Linked DNA regions of Homo sapiens: region 2 is linked to region 1. A link is an interaction called in ENCODE POLR2A ChIA-PET data of the cell type or tissue named here. Cell type or tissue: GM12878. All regions are shown on one strand. Region 1 overlaps SKA2 (spindle and kinetochore associated complex subunit 2). Region 2 overlaps TRIM37 (tripartite motif containing 37).

What was found. Peaks named below come from ENCODE experiments on the same cell type or tissue, not always from the same donor. Only the 100,000 strongest peaks of a DNase experiment are listed, where the experiment ranks them.
Region 2: POLR2A ChIA-PET joins it to region 1 with 7 read pairs; 4 of 35 experiments call an interaction of 5 or more read pairs at or near these places.

What each region holds. Positions count from the first base shown.
Region 1 is chr17:59,123,374-59,127,373 of GRCh38, reverse strand. The region is part of intron 2 of SKA2 (spindle and kinetochore associated complex subunit 2); the gene reads left to right. Among named protein-coding and RNA genes, the nearest start is that of MIR454, 12 kb to the left of the region's middle. RefSeq lists an enhancer at 2,621-2,670. In GM12878, no CTCF peak of the experiment used is centred here; a DNase peak (open chromatin) is centred at 2,493; H3K27ac peaks cover 948 bases.
Region 2 is chr17:59,010,667-59,014,666 of GRCh38, reverse strand. It overlaps TRIM37 (tripartite motif containing 37), which reads left to right. Exons shown (of 24, transcript NM_015294.6): 22 at 2,221-2,339. Among named protein-coding and RNA genes, the nearest start is that of TRIM37, 94 kb to the left of the region's middle. In GM12878, no CTCF peak of the experiment used is centred here; no DNase peak of the experiment used is centred here.

The DNA.
Region 1 (4,000 bases):
GTAAATAACAACATTTACCATTTTAATATGGTCCAGGCTGAACTCCAATTCCTAGGTTTATCCTCTGGCCTCAATATCCTTAGCAGCTGGGATTACAGGCACGTGTCCTTATACCTGATAGCCATCTTAATCTTTTTTAAGTGAACAGTTCACTGGCATTAACTACATTCACATTATTGTACAATATCACCATCATCAATCTCCAGAAGGTTTTCATCTCCCCACATTGTAACTGTATATCCATTAAACAATAACTCCACGTTCCTTTCTTCCACTCCTAGCAGCCACCATTCTACTTTCTGTCTCTATCAATTTGACTACTCTAGGGACTCATATAAGTAGAATCATATAATATTTGTCTTTTTGTGACTCATGTATGTCACTTATAATGTTCTCAAGATTCATATATAGTGTAGCAGTGTCAGTTTCCTTTCTTTTTAAGGTGGAATAATATTCCATTGAATGTATGTACCACATTTTGTTTATCGATTCATCTGTTAATGGACATTTGGTTTGCTTTCACCTTTTGGCTACTGTGAATAATGCTACTATGAACACTGGTATGCAAGTATCTGTTTGAGTACCTGCTTTCAACTTTCGGGTTTATACCCAGAAGTGCAATTGCTGGATCACATGGTAATTCTGTGTTTCAATTTTTGAGGAAATATGACTTTTTAACTCCTGTAATATTCAATAACTTCAAGAAAATCTCTGCTTTCTCCCTTTTTCGTGTGTTATAGTTGAGAATAAAGCCATGATTTTAATCTTTGTAGATTTGTCCAACATCAGTCTTAATGATTTATATACATGTAAAGGAACAGGAAAGAAAGTAAACAACTAGTTGCAGTAGCCTCTAATACCTCTGTCTGGCGGCAGGGTGGTTATAGTAGTAGTAAATATTTATTGAACATTACTATGTGCCAGCCACTGTGGTGTGTGTGTATGTGTGTGTTTGTATACTCACACCCACATCCATACATATAATTTGGTTTAGCTGCATTATCCTCATTCTAGTACCCCTCGTGATTTGGAGGCAGTCAGTAATTCTGCATAAAAGTCAACATTTTTGGCTAGGATTTGTTTATTTACAGAGAGCTAACAAGAAACTATAAGTTTCTATTACTATATTCTTCAACTTTATTTGTTCCAGAAACATAATTTTATTTATTTATTTATTTATTTATTTATTCATTTATTTATTTTGAGACGGAGTCTCGCTCTGTCGCCCAGGCTGGAGTGCAGTGGCGCGATCTCGGCTCACTGCAAGCTCCGCCTCCCGGGTTCACGCCATTCTCCTGCCTCAGCCTCCCGAGTAGCTGGGACTACAGGCACCCGCCACCAAGCCCGGCTAATTTTTTGTATTTTTAGTAGAGGCGGGGTTTCACTGTGTTAGCCAGGATGGTCTCGATCTCCTGACCTCGTGATCCGCCCTCCTCTGCCTCCCAAAGTGCTGGGATTACAGGCGTGAGCCACCACGCCCGGCAGAGAAACATAATTTTATTTTATGAACATTTTCCCTATAGATTCTTTTAAGCTTAGTAGTATAATTCATTTCCTTTTGTTTCTTTCAAAAGACTTAATTGAACTGAGCTTTTTGTTCATATATTGGCTTTTCTTTTCTCCCATCACCAGCACTATCATTAGCAGAGTATTTTTATGTATTTTTGTAATCATTTTTTTTTTTTTTTTGGAGACGGAGTCTCACCCTGTCGCCCAGGCTGGAATGCAATGGCATGATCTCGGCTCACTGGGTTCAAGTGATTCTCCTGCCTCACCCTCCCGAGTAGCTGGGATTACAGGTACCCGCTACTATCCTGGCTAATTTTTGTATTTTTATTAGAGACGGGGTTTCACCATGTTGGTCAGGCTGGTCTTGAACTCCTGACCTCAGGTGATCCACCAGTCTTGGCCTCCCAAAGCTGAGATTACAGGCGTGAGCCACCTCGCTCAGCCATTCTTGTAACCTTTTATCATCCACTCATGATAACTAAAACCCTAAAATGAATTGAAGTATTATAGGCACAAAATTAACTAAAGTGCAGCACAGTTTACAAACACTAATAAAAGAATCGTAGAGGCTCCTGGCCGGGCGCGGTGGCTCATACCTGTAATCCCAGCACTTTGGGAGGCCAAGGCGGGTGGATCACCTGAGGGCCAGGAGTTCAAGACCAGCCTGACCAACATGGAGAAACCCCATCTCTACTAAAAAAAAAAAAAAAAAAAAAATACAAAATTAGCCAGGCGTAGTGGCGCATGCCTGTAATCCCAGCTACTTGAGAGGCTGAGGCAGGAGAATTGCTTGAACCTGGGAGGCGAAAGTTGCGGTGAGCTGAGATCCCGCCATTGCACTCCAGCCTGGGAAACAAGAGCGAAACTCCATCTCAAAAAAAAAAAAAAAAGAATGTAGTGGTTCCCAACAGCCAGTTACTCAAATAAAACAGGCTATGCGCACAACAGTTTTTCCTTTGTGGTATGGTGCTAAGTCCTAACCACAGTCCTAACCTGTCATAAACAGGCCATAAATGCAAATCATGTTGTCCTAAATTACTCACTGCCATGTCAGTCTTATTGATCGAGCTAATGTCATAAAAACATGTATTATGGGTAGCTGCCCAACTACCCTGTCCTCTCTTTTAGCTCTATGGCCATTTATTTCTTATGCTTTATATACCAACTTTCCTTTCCTAGTTTTGTGAGATCCTCAAGGATTAGTTCTTGTCACTTTTATTTTTTCCTGTATGAATCTGTATTTGGGGAACTCATCATTCTCCTGAGTTATATTAATACATGCAGATCTCTGGGTATTTCACTACTGAGCTACATTCCAGTTACCTAAAGATCATTTATAATTAAGTTACATAATTTATTATCACCTCATGAGGAAGATGACTTCTTCCCTCCTACCAATTTCCCTCCCAATGTTAAACTTTTTTTTTTTTCCCCAGACAGAGTCTCACTCTGTTGTCCAGACTGGAGTGCAGTGGCATGATCATGGCTCACTGCAGCTTTGACCTCCTGGGCTCAGGTGATCCTCCCACCTCAGTCTCCTGCGTAGGTGGAAATACAGGTGTGTGCCACCACACCTGGTTCTAATTTTTTGTATTTTAGTAAGGATGGGGTTTTGCCATGTTTACTAGGCTGGTCTTGCCTGGGCTCAAGTGATCCTCCTGTCTCAGCCTCCCAAAGTGTTGGGATTATAGATGTGAGTCACCACCCCGGCCTAAACTTTTATTTTTGTCAAATTCTTGAATATATTTGAAGAGTTGCAGAAATATAAAGCTTATAATTACAAAGAATAATGCTTCACACTCCCACCCTCAAGAAGGATACCACTCATCTCAGTGTCTTATGGTATTTCCTTTATATTTCTAAATAGTTTTCCTTGTACTGCATCTTTATTTTTCCTGATCTGAAACATCTACTAATTTCCTGGATACGAACTGTTATACTTCACATCCTGGCTCTGCCTCTTATTAGCACTGTGATTTTAGCCAAGTCAGTTAACCTTTCTGTACTTTAATTTCCTCATCTGTAAAATGGGAATATTACTATGTACCTCAGAGATTGAGAGAAAATAAAATTAGTTAACATATATAACTGTTTAGTCCAGAGTAAGTGCTATACATTAGCTGTTATCATTAATAATAATTTCCTACTATAGGCCTGATGTAGTAGCTCACACTTGTAGTCCCAGCTACTTGGGATGCTGAGGTGGGAGGATCACTTGAGCCCAGTAGTTCAAGTGAGCTATGATTGCACCACTGCACTCCAGCCTAGGTGACAGAGTAAGATTCTAACTTTTTTTTTTTTTTTTCCTGAGACAGAGTCTTGCTCTGTTGCCCAGGCTGGAGTGCAGTGACATGATCTTGGCTCACTGCAACCTCCGCCTCCCAGGTTCAAGCGATTCTCCTGCCTCAGCCTCCTGAGTAGCTGGGATTACAGGCACATGCCACCCTGCCCAGCTAATTTTTGTATTTTTAGTAGATTCAGGGCTTCACCG
Region 2 (4,000 bases), 110 kb after region 1:
TGTCACAGGCATTTATATATATTTTGTATGAAACAAAGCACTTACAGCAACTTTAACACTGCTTTTCTGCTTTTATCTCATCTTTCTTCTCTCCTGTTATCAAAGTATCCTCAAAACTTATAGTTGGAATTTCCCAAAAAGATATATAGTAGTTAACACGTTTATCTCTCCCCTAGGAGACATAAACTCAAATCCCCGGCATGGCAATTAAACTTCCATCTATTCAAAAGATAGAGTGATTATGGATATTGGCTATGGATGTGGCAGATGATTAGCCATTAATATCCATCTGCTTATCTATTTTATGGATATTAAACCTATTTCTAAATTTAAACAATGAAATAGTTCTATTTTGGAGACCCTGAAAAGAATTTTACCTAAATTGGAGAAAGATTAACACCCTTTAAGTTTACTTAATTTTATATAGTCAAGGTCTGGCTCATTACCAAAACTACAAGATCAGCTGGTGGTTTAGCTTTCTGGCTCAAGTTTCAGTAGTAGAAAGGTGTTAAAATCACTGGAGATTATCTTGTCTTCCCTACGTACTACCTAACCTGATGTTTTATACATTTCTTCAAATTAAAGTGCAACTAGCTCTTATATTTTATTTGCTATGGAGATATTTTTATCTGCCTTTAGTCACCACAATTAAATATACATGAACTTAGTTTTTTTTTTTCTAGAGTGTAAAATCCTGTGCAAGTGTGTGCAGCTTGATCCTCATTTTGCAGTTGATTTTATCTGCCAGCCTGGTTCATGTAGGTGCTGTCCAGCTCATGTCTTTTTTTTTCCTGCCTGATTTAAAGTAGTGTAAGCAAAAAGTTTAAATACTAATGAAAGGCTGGGCACAGTGGCACACACCTGTAATCCCAGCACTTTTGGAGGCTGAGGTGGGAAGATGGCCTGAGCCCAGGAGTTTGAGAACACCCTAGGCAACATAGCAAGACCTTGCCTCTGTTTATTTTTTAAATAAAAATAAATATTAAATACTAATGATAAGTGTTTCAAAATGAAAGGAGAAAAGAATAAGTGAAAAATTTCCCATCCTTAACTCCCATGACCTAGTTTTCCAACCCCCTGCCCACACATATTCATGCTGTTATTAATTTTTCATGTGTGCTGTGTCTTCTCAGTTTTTGTGTATATTTAAGGAACTGTGACTATGTAGCTTTTTTAATACAGAAGATGTACTTTATTTTCTCATTCAATAATATCTCTCAGGCCAGGCACGGTGGCTCACACCTGTAACCCCAGCACTTTGGGAAGCTGAGGTGGGCAGATCACTTGAGATCAGGAGTTCGAGCCAGCCTGGCCATCATGGTGAAACACTGTCTCTACTAAAAACAAAGTACAAAAATTGCCGGGCGTGGTGCTGGACACCTGTAATCCCAGCTACTTGGGAGGCTGAGGCAGGAGAATCGCTTGAGCCCAGGAGGCAGCGGTTGCAGTGAGCTGAGATCACATCACTGCACTCTAGCCTGGGTGACAGAGTGAGACTCTATCTCAAATAATAGCAATAATAATATATCTCAAAAGTCTTTCCCTATTAGAACATATTATTTAAAACTTCTATTGGTATTTATAAGTTAAAATTTTATTGAGCTAATTATAGGTTCACATTCAGTTGTAAGAAATAATGCAGAGAGATCCTGTGTATTTTTCTCCCCTAATGATAACATTTTGCAAAACTGTAGTACAATATCACAACCAGGATACCAACATTGATGTAATCCACCATTTCATAACATTTTTTTGTGAATATTTAGTGAAAAAAAAATTTTTTTTTTTTTTGAGACAGAGTCTCACTCTGTTGCCCAGGCTGGAGTGCAATGGTGCAACCTCGGCTCACTGCAACCTCCACGTCCCGGGTTCAAGAAATTCTCTGCCTCAGCCTCCCGAGTAGCTGGGATTACAGGCGCCCACCACCATATCTGGCTAATTTTTGTATTTTTAGTGGAGATGGGGTTTCACCATCTTGGCCAGGCTGGTCTTGAACTCCTACCTCAGGTGATCCACCCACCTTGGCCTCCCAAAGTGCTGGGATTACAGGCATAAGCCACTGTGCCAGGACCTTAGTGAAATATTTTCAGATAAAATTTGAAATTTAGTATTAAGCACCAGAGCACGTACCCTACTTAGTTTGGTGCTCAGTTCAAAAAGAAAATATAGATTATTGTGTCACTAGTTATAGAGAAATATCAAGTTGTTTTCTTCTTTGAGGGCTAATGCTAAAGGAGGTCATCTGGAAGGACTGCAGATGACTGATTTGGAAAATAATTCTGAAACTGGAGAGTTACAGCCTGTACTACCTGAAGGAGCTTCAGCTGCCCCTGAAGAAGGTAAGGAATGATAAACTTATAAGTAAGCAGGAAATGAGAATTCTGTCCCTTTTTTGGTGGTGGGTGGTGGGTGGTGGTGGTGGTGGTGGTGGTGGTGGTGCTGCTGCTGCTGGTGGTAGTGATAGGGATAGGGAGTGGTTGGTTTAATGGAAATGTTACTGAGATCTGCTATTCGACATGCTTGATCTGAACACAACATTCCTTGTGCCACTGAATTTGATTTGCTAAGATACCAAATACAGAGGAAGGCAAAATGGGTAAGTTACTATATAAAAGGACAGGCCTTACTAGAACAGGCATTTGTATGGGGAAAAAATCTGCATATAGTTCATCTGTTCGGTCAATAAATATGTTAAGGCACCTACATACCAGGCATCGAATTTTTGCTAGATTTATTAATACAAAGTTGAATTAGATATGTTCACAATCTAATGGGGAAGATATGCCCTAGAACAACTAATTAGAATAGTAAATGTTAAGTATTTTTTAAAGTCAGTCTTAATTAGTGTCTGTAGATTGCTTTATTCTTCTTAAAGAAGCATTCCAAGTTTTGACCATTTTTTAAATCCTGTATGATGACTGACTTCAGCTTGTTCTCAGCTGTACTTTCTAGTGTTTCTTTTGCATGTTCTTCCAAGTTCATTATTGTTTATCTAAAAGCATAGAAGACATTTTGCAATTTGGGGCAACAGAGGTGCTTAGAACAAGGCTATGTGTATTGCCCTTGCTGTGTCCTTTATAAATTGGTAGAAAAGAATGTCAACTCTCTTAATGATATTTGGCCTTGTAATTTTTTCATTTCTTAGTGAAACTCCACCACCTTCCACCTCTGCACTCATTTGAATTTCAATGATTGATGAATTGTAGCTCAAAGCATACATACAGGTGCCAGCATCTACTCAGCTGCCCTAAGAAGAGGGTGTGTAGGTGGTGGCATTTTCAGGTTTCTCAGTTAAAGAACACTAAATATTTTGGTTTTCTTAATTGGTGCTTCTGTGATGGGCAGCATTATTTCAGTAGAAGAGATTAAATAGAAAAGATTTTTGTAAATGATGTGTTTATTGTTAAAACATCAAGAAAGAAATATTATGATTGAAGATCTTTATAGAATGGGCCTGTGGGGAATACTTTCTTTTTCTGTTGTTTTTTTTTTTTCCCCGAGACGGAGTCTAGCTCTGTTGCCCAGTCTGGAGTGCAGTGGCACAGTCTTGGCTCACTGCAGCCTCCAACTCCCGGGTTCAAGCGATTCTCCTGCCTCAGCCTCTGCATAGCTGGGATTACAGGCGCTTGCCAACACACCTGGCTAATTTTTGTATTTTTAGTAAGAGACGGGATTTCACTGTGTTGGCCAGGCTGGTCTTGAACTCCTGACCTCGTGAACCACTCGCCTCAGCCTCCCAAAGTGCTAGGATTACAGGCGTGAGCCACCAAGGCCGGCCGGGGAATAGTTACTTTCTATGTGTCTCCATACATACTGGATTGTAGTAGCTTAAATTACTACAGAATATGCTGGAATTACAAGCTCATTTTTCTTCCACCAAGCGCAGTGGCTCATGCCTGTAATCCCAGTACTTTGGGAGGCTGAGGCAGGCGGATCACTTGAAGTCAGGAGTTCGAGACCAGCCTGGCAAACATAGTGACACCTCATCTCTACTAAATAT